Linked DNA regions of Homo sapiens: region 2 is linked to region 1. Evidence: chromatin contacts called from ENCODE Hi-C data. All regions are on one chromosome and are shown on one strand. The core of a region is the stretch at or near the end of the contact, and the rest is flanking DNA. Distances in the headings are between cores, read along the strand shown.

The links. Hi-C counts contacts between places; a loop is a spot of excess contacts on that map. Pooled maps may share reads with other maps.
Region 2: a loop to region 1 is called in a map of heart left ventricle, with 3 times the contacts of the local background. The contact joins the promoter of RARA here to the promoter of TCAP in region 1. A Hi-C loop is called at or near these places in 1 of 168 maps with a recorded cell type or tissue (heart left ventricle) and 1 of 50 pooled maps.

What each region holds. Positions count from the first base shown.
Region 1 is chr17:39,663,155-39,667,840 of GRCh38, forward strand. It overlaps TCAP (titin-cap), which reads left to right and starts at 2,195. Exons shown (of 2, transcript NM_003673.4): 1 at 2,195-2,315; 2 at 2,562-3,400. The coding sequence starts at 2,206. The coding sequence ends at 2,955. It overlaps STARD3 (StAR related lipid transfer domain containing 3), which reads left to right. Exons shown (of 15, transcript NM_006804.4): 15 at 1-1,047. RefSeq lists enhancers at 2,614-3,351, 3,352-4,089.
Region 2 is chr17:40,307,348-40,312,033 of GRCh38, forward strand. It overlaps RARA (retinoic acid receptor alpha), which reads left to right and starts at 1,833. Exons shown (of 9, transcript NM_000964.4): 1 at 1,833-1,939. RefSeq lists enhancers at 1,260-2,145, 1,525-1,694, 1,705-1,834, 2,146-3,029, 4,619-4,686.

The DNA.
Region 1 (4,686 bases), core at 945-3,444:
TGGAGGACCAGATTGCTCTGCCCCACCTTGCCAGGGCAGGGTCTGGGCTGGGCACCTGACTTGGCTGGGGAGGACCAGGGCCCTGGGCAGGGCAGGGCAGCCTGTCACCCGTGTGAAGATGAAGGGGCTCTTCATCTGCCTGCGCTCTCGTCGGTTTTTTTAGGATTATTGAAAGAGTCTGGGACCCTTGTTGGGGAGTGGGTGGCAGGTGGGGGTGGGCTGCTGGCCATGAATCTCTGCCTCTCCCAGGCTGTCCCCCTCCTCCCAGGGCCTCCTGGGGGACCTTTGTATTAAGCCAATTAAAAACATGAATTTAAAAAAAAAAAAAAATTCCAGCCCCTCCCACTGCCTTGCCTCTTGAGGGAAGAGAAAGGCAGGCAGCAGCTTGGATGAAGAGGGAAGACCCCTCACACAGCCTCTCCTGGGCTCACAGGAGGGCGGAGCCCGGGGAGCCAGTTCCTGAAACATGCCCCCCATTCCCCCCCCGCCCACCCCCCACTCCCCGCTTTCCTGACCAGTTCAACTGAGCAGATGACTGGTCAGAAAAAAATGCCCCGCCCCCTGCCAGGCTTCAGCGGGGCAAGTTTAAAGTCTCTAGTCCAGGAATGGAGGTGGGGGTATGGGCACCTGGCAGTGCCCACAGCAAGCCTTGACTGTGTGGCCTGGAGATGGGGCCTGAGCTTCAGGGTCACTGAGGCACCTCTGGGATCCAGGCCACCTGGAGCCCCGGACCTCCCAGACTCCACTCACCCATTCCCTCTCCCCGCACGGCACTCACACCAGGGGCGGCCTGGAGCCCGGATCGCAGGGCGGGGCCAGGCCACTGCCTGCCTTCCTCCTCCCTCCCGGCTGGCCTGCCCCCTTGCCTGCCTGCATGCAGGCTTCCAGCAGAGCCAGCTTCTTCAGAGCCAGGTGGATCCTGTTTCGGTCCTGCCTAGGTGTGTGACCCTGGGCGAATCTACCTCTCTCAGCTTCTGCTTCCCACTTTATGAAAATGGGACTGATGTCACAGGGTTGTTATGAGATTAAAAGATATGAAGAACCGGGGACAGTGCTCAGTAATCAATAGTCTGCAGTTCTGCACCCACGTGCTCCTGGGTACTCTGCCGTCCCCACAGGGTCCTCAGCTCAGCCCCTGTCACTGCCTCTCCTGCCACCCTTTGTCCACTCGGCAGTGTTCTCACTCCTCATCCCCCCACACCCACCACCTGTCTGCCAGCCTCTTGCACCATGAGTTGCTACTCCTGGGGTGCTGGACTGTCCCCACAGCCATCTGTCTCCCCTGCTCCCCATGAAGAAGAGCCAGTCCCCTCCCAGGTAGCACATCAGAGCGGGCAGGCTCCAGAGCTCTTCTGGTCCTCTTGCAGTGGCCAGAAAGTGGGGAAAGGGGCCCAGAGAGGGGCAGGGACTGACCCATGGTCACACAGCCTATTTATGGCTGATCTGGAGCCAGGCCTTCTGACTATCACCCATCAGAGCCCCTGGATTCCCATTTCACCCAACACAGGTGTTGGGGTAGAACTGGGGGCCCTCCACCCCTACTAGCCTGACTGTCTCCTGAGACCTGTCTCCTAAGACCACTTACCTGACCACTGGCCATGGGGAAGGAAAACACCTGGCCAAGGCTCATGCCCCAGGTTCCCAGGCATGAAGTTGACTGTCTCCGCCCCTGCTGGTGTGGTGAGGGTGACTGGGGACTAGGCACTAGGCCTTTGGTGCAGGCGCCTGAGGACGTGGTTGCACTCTCCCTTCTGGGGATATGCCCTTGAGCCCAGGCAGAGGAGAGCACAGCCAGGGCAGGACCTGGCAGCCCTGGTACAGAGCCCAGAGGGGGCATCAGTTCCTGCTGGTCCTGCTCTGTTTACAGACAAGCTGCTGTCCTCCCTGCAAAGGGGAGTGGGTGGGGCAGAGGGCAAGTGCCAGGGGGGCACAAGGCTGGGCATGTGGCTGGCATGAGACGGTGTCTGAGTAATGTCAGGCACCTGGAGGCATTGACCCCAGGACCTTGGACCCCAGACCTCTGACCGGGGGGCAGCCAGCGTCCAGGTACCCCAACCCCTGCCCTGGGTCCGGCGTCCCCCCATTAGTGAGTCTTGGCTCTACTTATAGCATCTGACACCAGAGGGGCCGAAAATAGCCCCTGGAGAAGGGGGAGGAGGGGGCTATTTAAAGGGCCTGGGAGGGGAGAGAGAATGAGGAGTGATCATGGCTACCTCAGAGCTGAGCTGCGAGGTGTCGGAGGAGAACTGTGAGCGCCGGGAGGCCTTCTGGGCAGAATGGAAGGATCTGACACTGTCCACACGGCCCGAGGAGGGGTGAGTGTGGGTCTGCTAGAGCCCTGCCTCTGCTCCCCCAGAGCACCCTCACTGAGCCATGAGGCCAGAGCATGAAGCCCTGGAGAAATTTCTGGGGGTGGGGGCAGGAAGAATGCCCCATGGGGAGAGCAAAGGGGAACCACCCTTCCTGCCCCCAGGTCCCAGCAGCCCAGGGGAGCCCCCCACCCAGCCTGTGCCCAGAGAGCAACAGCTCCCAGGAGCTCACTGCCCCTCCCCTCTCCCCAGCTGCTCCCTGCATGAGGAGGACACCCAGAGACATGAGACCTACCACCAGCAGGGGCAGTGCCAGGTGCTGGTGCAGCGCTCGCCCTGGCTGATGATGCGGATGGGCATCCTCGGCCGTGGGCTGCAGGAGTACCAGCTGCCCTACCAGCGGGTACTGCCGCTGCCCATCTTCACCCCTGCCAAGATGGGCGCCACCAAGGAGGAGCGTGAGGACACCCCCATCCAGCTTCAGGAGCTGCTGGCGCTGGAGACAGCCCTGGGTGGCCAGTGTGTGGACCGCCAGGAGGTGGCTGAGATCACAAAGCAGCTGCCCCCTGTGGTGCCTGTCAGCAAGCCCGGTGCACTTCGTCGCTCCCTGTCCCGCTCCATGTCCCAGGAAGCACAGAGAGGCTGAGAGGGACTGTGACTTGGGCTCCGCTGTGCCCGCCCTGGGCTGGGCCCTTCCTGGCTAGGACTGTGGAGGGGAGCTGCTGGCCATGGCTGCTTTGTAGTTTGCCCAGAGTTGGGGGCTAGGGGAGGGGGGAGCCAGAGGCCAGGATGCCTGAGCCCCCTGAGTTCCCAAAGGGAGGGTGGCAGAGACAGTGGGCACTAAGGGTGGAGAGTTGGGGGCCAGCACAGCTGAGGACCCTCAGCCCCAGGAGAAGGGACAAAAGGTACTGGTGAGGGCAAGAGGTGCCTGGGAGGAGTGGCCCTGATCCAGGAAAATGTGAGGGGAATCTGGAACGCTCTAGGCAGAAGAAGCTGGGAGGGAGGGGGAGGTGAAAAGGGCAGAGGCAAGGATGGTGGGGCCCCCAGCACCCTCTGTTAGTGCCGCAATAAATGCTCAATCATGTGCCAGAGTTGCATCTCTTTCCTTGTGGTTGGGGGGGCTGGCCCATGGGTGTCCCCTCAATGCCCACTTCTGGGACCAGGCTCCGCATCTGAGCTAAATATGGCAGAGCTAATGGGTACACCCCATACTTGGGGTGGGGGTGGGGGCAGGACAGAGCTGTAAACAGGGTGCTGTCTCCAGTCTCCTTCCCGTACCCTGACCGCTGCCCAGTCCTGGCTTCTGTGTCCAGCCCCCTGGCACTGGGTGGTAACCAGCAAGCCAGCTGGCATCCGCATCCAGGGTTTGTTTCAATGATGTCTCGTGGAGAATATGGAGGGGCTGGTGCCAGGACTGTCCTTGGCTTTGCCTCGGGGTGTGAACGGGGTCAGTGACCTCTAAAACTAACCTGCCTCTCAGTTCTGAATCCAGACAGAATCAATCCTCAGCTGTGTCTCGCTCCACACCCCCTGCCCTGGAAGCCAGGGAAGGTTGGAGGTGCTAGGGGGTCAGGCTCCCCTCTGTGACCCCTGCAGCTGTTGTGGTGACTCATGTCCCAACCTAGCTGCCTCTCCCAAGGAGACTTTCCCCTGGGGACAAGGGGGAGGGAATGGCATGGAGGAGGCCCACATCAAGCGGGGCCAGGAACCCACGGTGGCAGGAGCTGGGCTGGTGACCTACCCAGGGCAGAAGGGCCCGGGACTCATCCAGAGGGGAAGGAAGGGGTCTTCAGGAAGACCACGGAGATGCCACAGGCAGAATTGGCTTCCCATCTGGGAGATAGGTGGGGAGACCCTGGCATTTTGACAGCCAGAACCTGGGGTGCTGAGCAGAATCTTCATGCCTGGCCTGGCCGCTCCTTCGGAGGGAAGCTGGAGGGTGGGCTGCGAGAGGAGTGGGGTCAGAGCCCCTACATCCGCAGGACCCCAAATCGGCTGGGCCCCAAGGCCCGGACTGCGCTCCCCGGTGGCCCCGGCGGCCCTCCGCGAATGCGTCCTGCCCCTCCCCTGCCCAAGCCCTCTGCCCTCACCCGGGTCCGGCGCCGCCCCCGAAGTGGCGGGAACAACCCGAACCCGAACCTTCTGTCCTCGGGAGCCCCCAGATAAGCGGCTGGGAACCCGCGGGGCCCGCAGGGGAGGCCCGGCTGTTCCGCCCGCTAAGTGCATTAGCACAGCTCACCTCCCCTATCGCGCCTGCCATCGGACGGGCAGTGCCGCGCCCTGCTCTGGGGCCCCCGGAGCGACCACAGCGGAGGCCGGAACGGACTGTCCTTTCTGGGGCGGGGTGGGGAGGGGGTGTCGCTGGAGGGCCCGGTGG
Region 2 (4,686 bases), core at 583-3,082, 640 kb after region 1:
CAGCTGACTTCACTGCCTGCTGTTTGCCCTAAATTCCCCCACCTCCACCCTCTCACCCCCACACTGCTTTCTTCTTGCTCCCAATGGGAAAAAGGACTCTTGCTTCAACTTTCTTTTCAGCTGGTAACTTGGCCTTTGGTGCGGTGCCCCCCACCCCAGTGTCAGCTGCAAGGTCGGGCTAGGGCAGCCCCCTCTAGCCTAGGCCTGTAGAAGCTGTGGGTTCACAGTGGGGGGTGAAAAAGCTGGAGTTAATGAAGACCAGCTGCTAGTCTGGGTTCTGCCTACAGCTAGCTGGAGGCCAGCCTTTGGTGGTGGTTGATGGGGGGGTGGGGTGACCTCCATCCATGGGCACAAGGATATCCTGTGGCAGCTAGGCTTGTGCTTCTCTCTGAGCTTAGTTTTATCCTTAGTTTATAAGAGAGTATCTGTTTCCTTCCCCTACTCCTCTCCTCCCCAAATAACACTCAGCTCTTATTGAACTTTATAACTGTAGTGGTGGCCCAGCTGAGATCTGAGGATCTCCAAACCCTTTTGTAAACACTCATTAACTGCCTGGGAAGAACGAAGAGCCCTGTTTAACAGCTGGGAGAGAACTGAGGCACATTAGGGTGAAAGGTTTGACCTAAACTCACCCCATGGACTCCACCCTGGGGCCTTCCATCCTTAGTCCAGCTCCTTTACTCAGTTCTTCCTGCAAGACAGAGGTGGAGGCATTGCTGGTGTCTTCTCCCCTTCTAGGGAGAGGCCATGCCCTCTCCCCTCAAGTCTGTCGCTGACTTCCTCTGGCCCTTCCCCTCATGACGTTTTCCCTGCTCTGCTGCTAGAGATATGTGCAACTCTCCTTGCAAAATGTTCTCAATCCACAACTTCAGAATTCTTATCCAGCTTTCTCTTGCCCATCTAGCCCACCAAACCTGAATTCTCCCTTTTGAGCTACTGAGAAGACTGGCTATACTAAACTGAATCAGTGACCTTGAAGTTGATCTGTTGTATTGAGGTCCCTCTGCCCCTATATTTATCCTAAATGGTATCTAGGAAAATATTCTCTCTTTAACTTGTTTATTCTGGTCATAAAGATTCGGGACATTACTGAGGGCTGGGTAGGGGCACTAGTTGACCTCTAGGTTCTACGTCCTGTTCTTCCACTGACAATTACCATTTCCAGTAATAGGTGTAACCCAAAGTTCTTTTTTGTTTTTTTCTCCTTCCCTAACCCCACCTGTTTATACTCTTGCCTATATATGTGTATTTGCAGACCCCACACATTCCCAGATACACATACATTGGTCCTACATGTTTCCCCTGTTTCCAGCTGCCATCTAAGTGAGCCTGCACTTTTTACATGCTGAAAATCTTTTTTCACCCTCTATGGCCTCCTAGGTCCTTGGGAATAATTGGGAGGGATGAAGGGACTCCTGCAGTCCATGAGGAAGAGGACAGAAGTGAGCGCCCAACCAAAATGAATGCTCCCTTTCCAAAATCTCTAGCTGAATGCCTTAGCAGGAGTGGCAGGGAAAGAGATCTTAACCCCACCTCCAGCACCAAAACCTAAATCCATCTGCTCAGGGCAGGCAGGAAGAAATGTCTATTTTCTCCTGTTTCAGGTCATCCTATCCTCGAGTTATCCATATGCTGTGTATTTGAGACAGGGAACTGTTCCTGTCCCCAGCCGATGACCAGACGCCCATCTTTCTTCCAGTGGGTTACTTCTCCCCCATCAGTCCTTCGCTCTGCGCCCGCTGACCCAGTCGGGGCTGGCTGGTGGAAGAGGGCGGGGAGAGCCTTCTAGTTGGCGAGTGGGCTTTAGGACCCAACGGGAACCCGTGCCTCTTGCAGCAGCCTAACCCAGAAGCAGGGGGGAATCCTGAATCGAGCTGAGAGGGCTTCCCCGGTTCTCCTGGGAACCCCATCGGCCCCCTGCCAGCACACACCTGAGCAGGTAGGACCATGCACACCCCTTCCCAATTCTTTGGCCGCCTTTGACCCCGGCCTCTGCTTCTGATCTAGCCATTTCCTTCTCGCCAGTTCTGGCTTTCCCCATCCCTCCTCTCCCGTCGCTCACTGTAGTCCTGGGAGGTGGGAGCCTGGGAACAGTGGGGTGTCTGAAAGCTCAGAGCCCTCTGCACCCTCCAGCACCCTTCCTGCATTTCTCCTGAGGCAGTTCCCGTTCTCTAGATAAGAGTGGGGAGTAGGGGGAAGGTCTGCCCAGGCCCCACGCCCTTGCACCCTCCTTTGCGGTATTGCCTAATACCCCTTCCCCCACCTCACCTAGACTGGAGAATTGGCAAGTGCTGAGGTAACAGAGAGAGGAGAGAGCCAGAGAGGGACCTGAGCTTTCCCAAGGGATTTCTTTCTTGCTTCCTCACCCAAAGAGCTCAGGACTTTGCCCCTACTCCCTACACACCTTGTAGGGGAACTAATGTCCCCTTCCAGGTTCATCTCACACTTGGGTGGCTAAAGGCTTTGCTAGAGGGTAGTGGAGGTTGTGAGCATTTTGGTGAGCTTTTCCTCTAGGAAAGTTCTTTCAGCTTAGAGCCCCCATCCATGTCAACATTTCAACACCTGCTGCAGAAGCCCCCCGACCCCACCTGTGTGTGTGTGTGTGTAGGGACAATGTGGTTGTAAGATCTAGAAGCTTTGGATAGAGGTGGCTGCATGCATTGAAGGGGAGGGATACCAGAGTGTGGCCCAGGCCAGAACAGGCTCAGTCCAGATGGCTAGGGAAGGGGGTGTGGACCAGATTGAGGAGGTCACCCAGCCTTGCCAGCTCCCTGAGCTTCTTGGCTTTCAGAATCTCAGGCTCCTGGTGTTTCTCTAGAGCTACAAGGTCCCCAAGCTTCTGCCCCGCTACAGGCTCTCTGGGAGAGGGCTAGATGGCACCTACTGTTTACAGTGGCTTATTTTTCTCTCCTGTGGTGGGCAGACAGGCCCTGCTCTCTGAAGATCTAGGGCGTGTCATTCTGGTTTGGTGGGTTTACAGGAAGGGTGTACACCTTGTCTGACTTACCATGTGTGAGTGTGTGTCTTGCTTCTGGGGGTAGTAGACTGGGGAGGGGGGTGATAGAAGAGACTGGTCACACTGAGGGAACTCCTCTAGCAATCAATGTATGATAGGAATGGGTGGCATGTCCCCATCTGGTAGCTCTGTCTAGGTGTGGGGTGTGCTCTGCATTCTTCCATGGCTCCCCGGGTCCCCTAAAGGTTGGTTTTAGAGGACAGGGTGGATAATGAATTGGCTTCAGACTTCGTTCTGGTCTTGATCCAACAAGGAAAGTAGAGATTCTGACTGTGAGCAGTGAACTAGGAATCAGAGGCCTGAACTGGAGACTTAGACTGGTTACTTAACTATATGTGTTTATATAGGTCTTCCCCTTTGCTAAGCCTTAGTTTCTCCATTTGTAAAAATGGCTATCAGTAGCAAGCAGGGACATTGCCACTAAAACCACAGAGACAATGTATCGTAAAGCTCACTGCAAACGGTAGTAATGGCTGGGGGAATCTAGGATGGAATCCTCTTCCTAAATCTAGGTCAATCTCTCCGCCTTTAGTTTTCTTCCCCCATCCTTTGCCCATCTGGGGGATGGAGGAACTAGGCAGGGCTATTGCCCCGGTTACTGCAGAATTCCCCTAATGCAGGTTGTAGCTGTTACCAGAGCACCTGTGGTCACAGAGTACAGATCTCTCCACCAGGCATTTCTTCCTCTGGGGCCCCATACTTGCTCCCCTGAGCCATGTCTCCACCTTCCTTCTGCCATCCCTGCTTGGCGTCCTTGTCTCTCTCTCCCCTGCCCAGTGGCCTCCTTGTCTGGCTCACTGGGCAGGAGCCCTAATCGGATTCGACAGCTGAGATATGTGTGGCGGCTAAGAGCAGGCAGGAGGGAAGCCAGTGGGAGGATGGTATGAGGACTGCCCCTGGCACTGCCCCGGCCTCCCAAGCACCACCTTGGGCCTGCTGATTTCTTACTTGGCTTGGCCCCAAGGAAGGGGTGCCAGAGGAAGCTCAGGAATGAACAGGCTGGGGTCTGGAGACTAGGAGAGGAGGAAACACACCAAGGTCCTCAGGACCTGGTTGATATTCGATGACCTTAATGTCAGTGTCACTGACTCTGACAAGGAGGAAAGGACAGCGATGAGCCAGGCTGACCCCCGCCACCCCATTCCCATAGCCCCACTTTCTTCTCTCTTCTTGTTCAGAAATGTTTCACTTTGCCTCATCTAGCCCCTTTGGCCAGTAGGTCACATCTGGGAGCTTCTGGGGGTGCCACATGTCTGCCTCAATCTGGGCTGTTTCCTCCCCTCCAAGATATTTCACTGTCTCTGGGCTGGGCGCCAGGACTCCTGGGTTTCCCTGCCTGTGGTGCAGGGCTCCCCTGCAGGGCTCCAGAGAGTCGCTTAGCTGGTTTCCTTCCTCCTTTGTGGGGAGGGCCTTCCCCTAGGGCTGGGAGGTGTCAGGAATCCCAGGTGGGACAGGGGTGGGGGCACAGTAGCCTCTGGCACTGTAGCACCCCAGCTTCTCCCTCCTAGCCTCTGACTCAGCTTGGGGGCAGCACATGCCCAGCCTGGCAGGCATGGCCTATTCTTGCCTCCAGGCTTCTCTCTTTACAGAAGCCTACATCTCCTGCTCTCATTTTTTAGTTTTTTTCCCCATGATATCTGCAGGTGGCTAGTGAAATCCCTGGTTTTGGG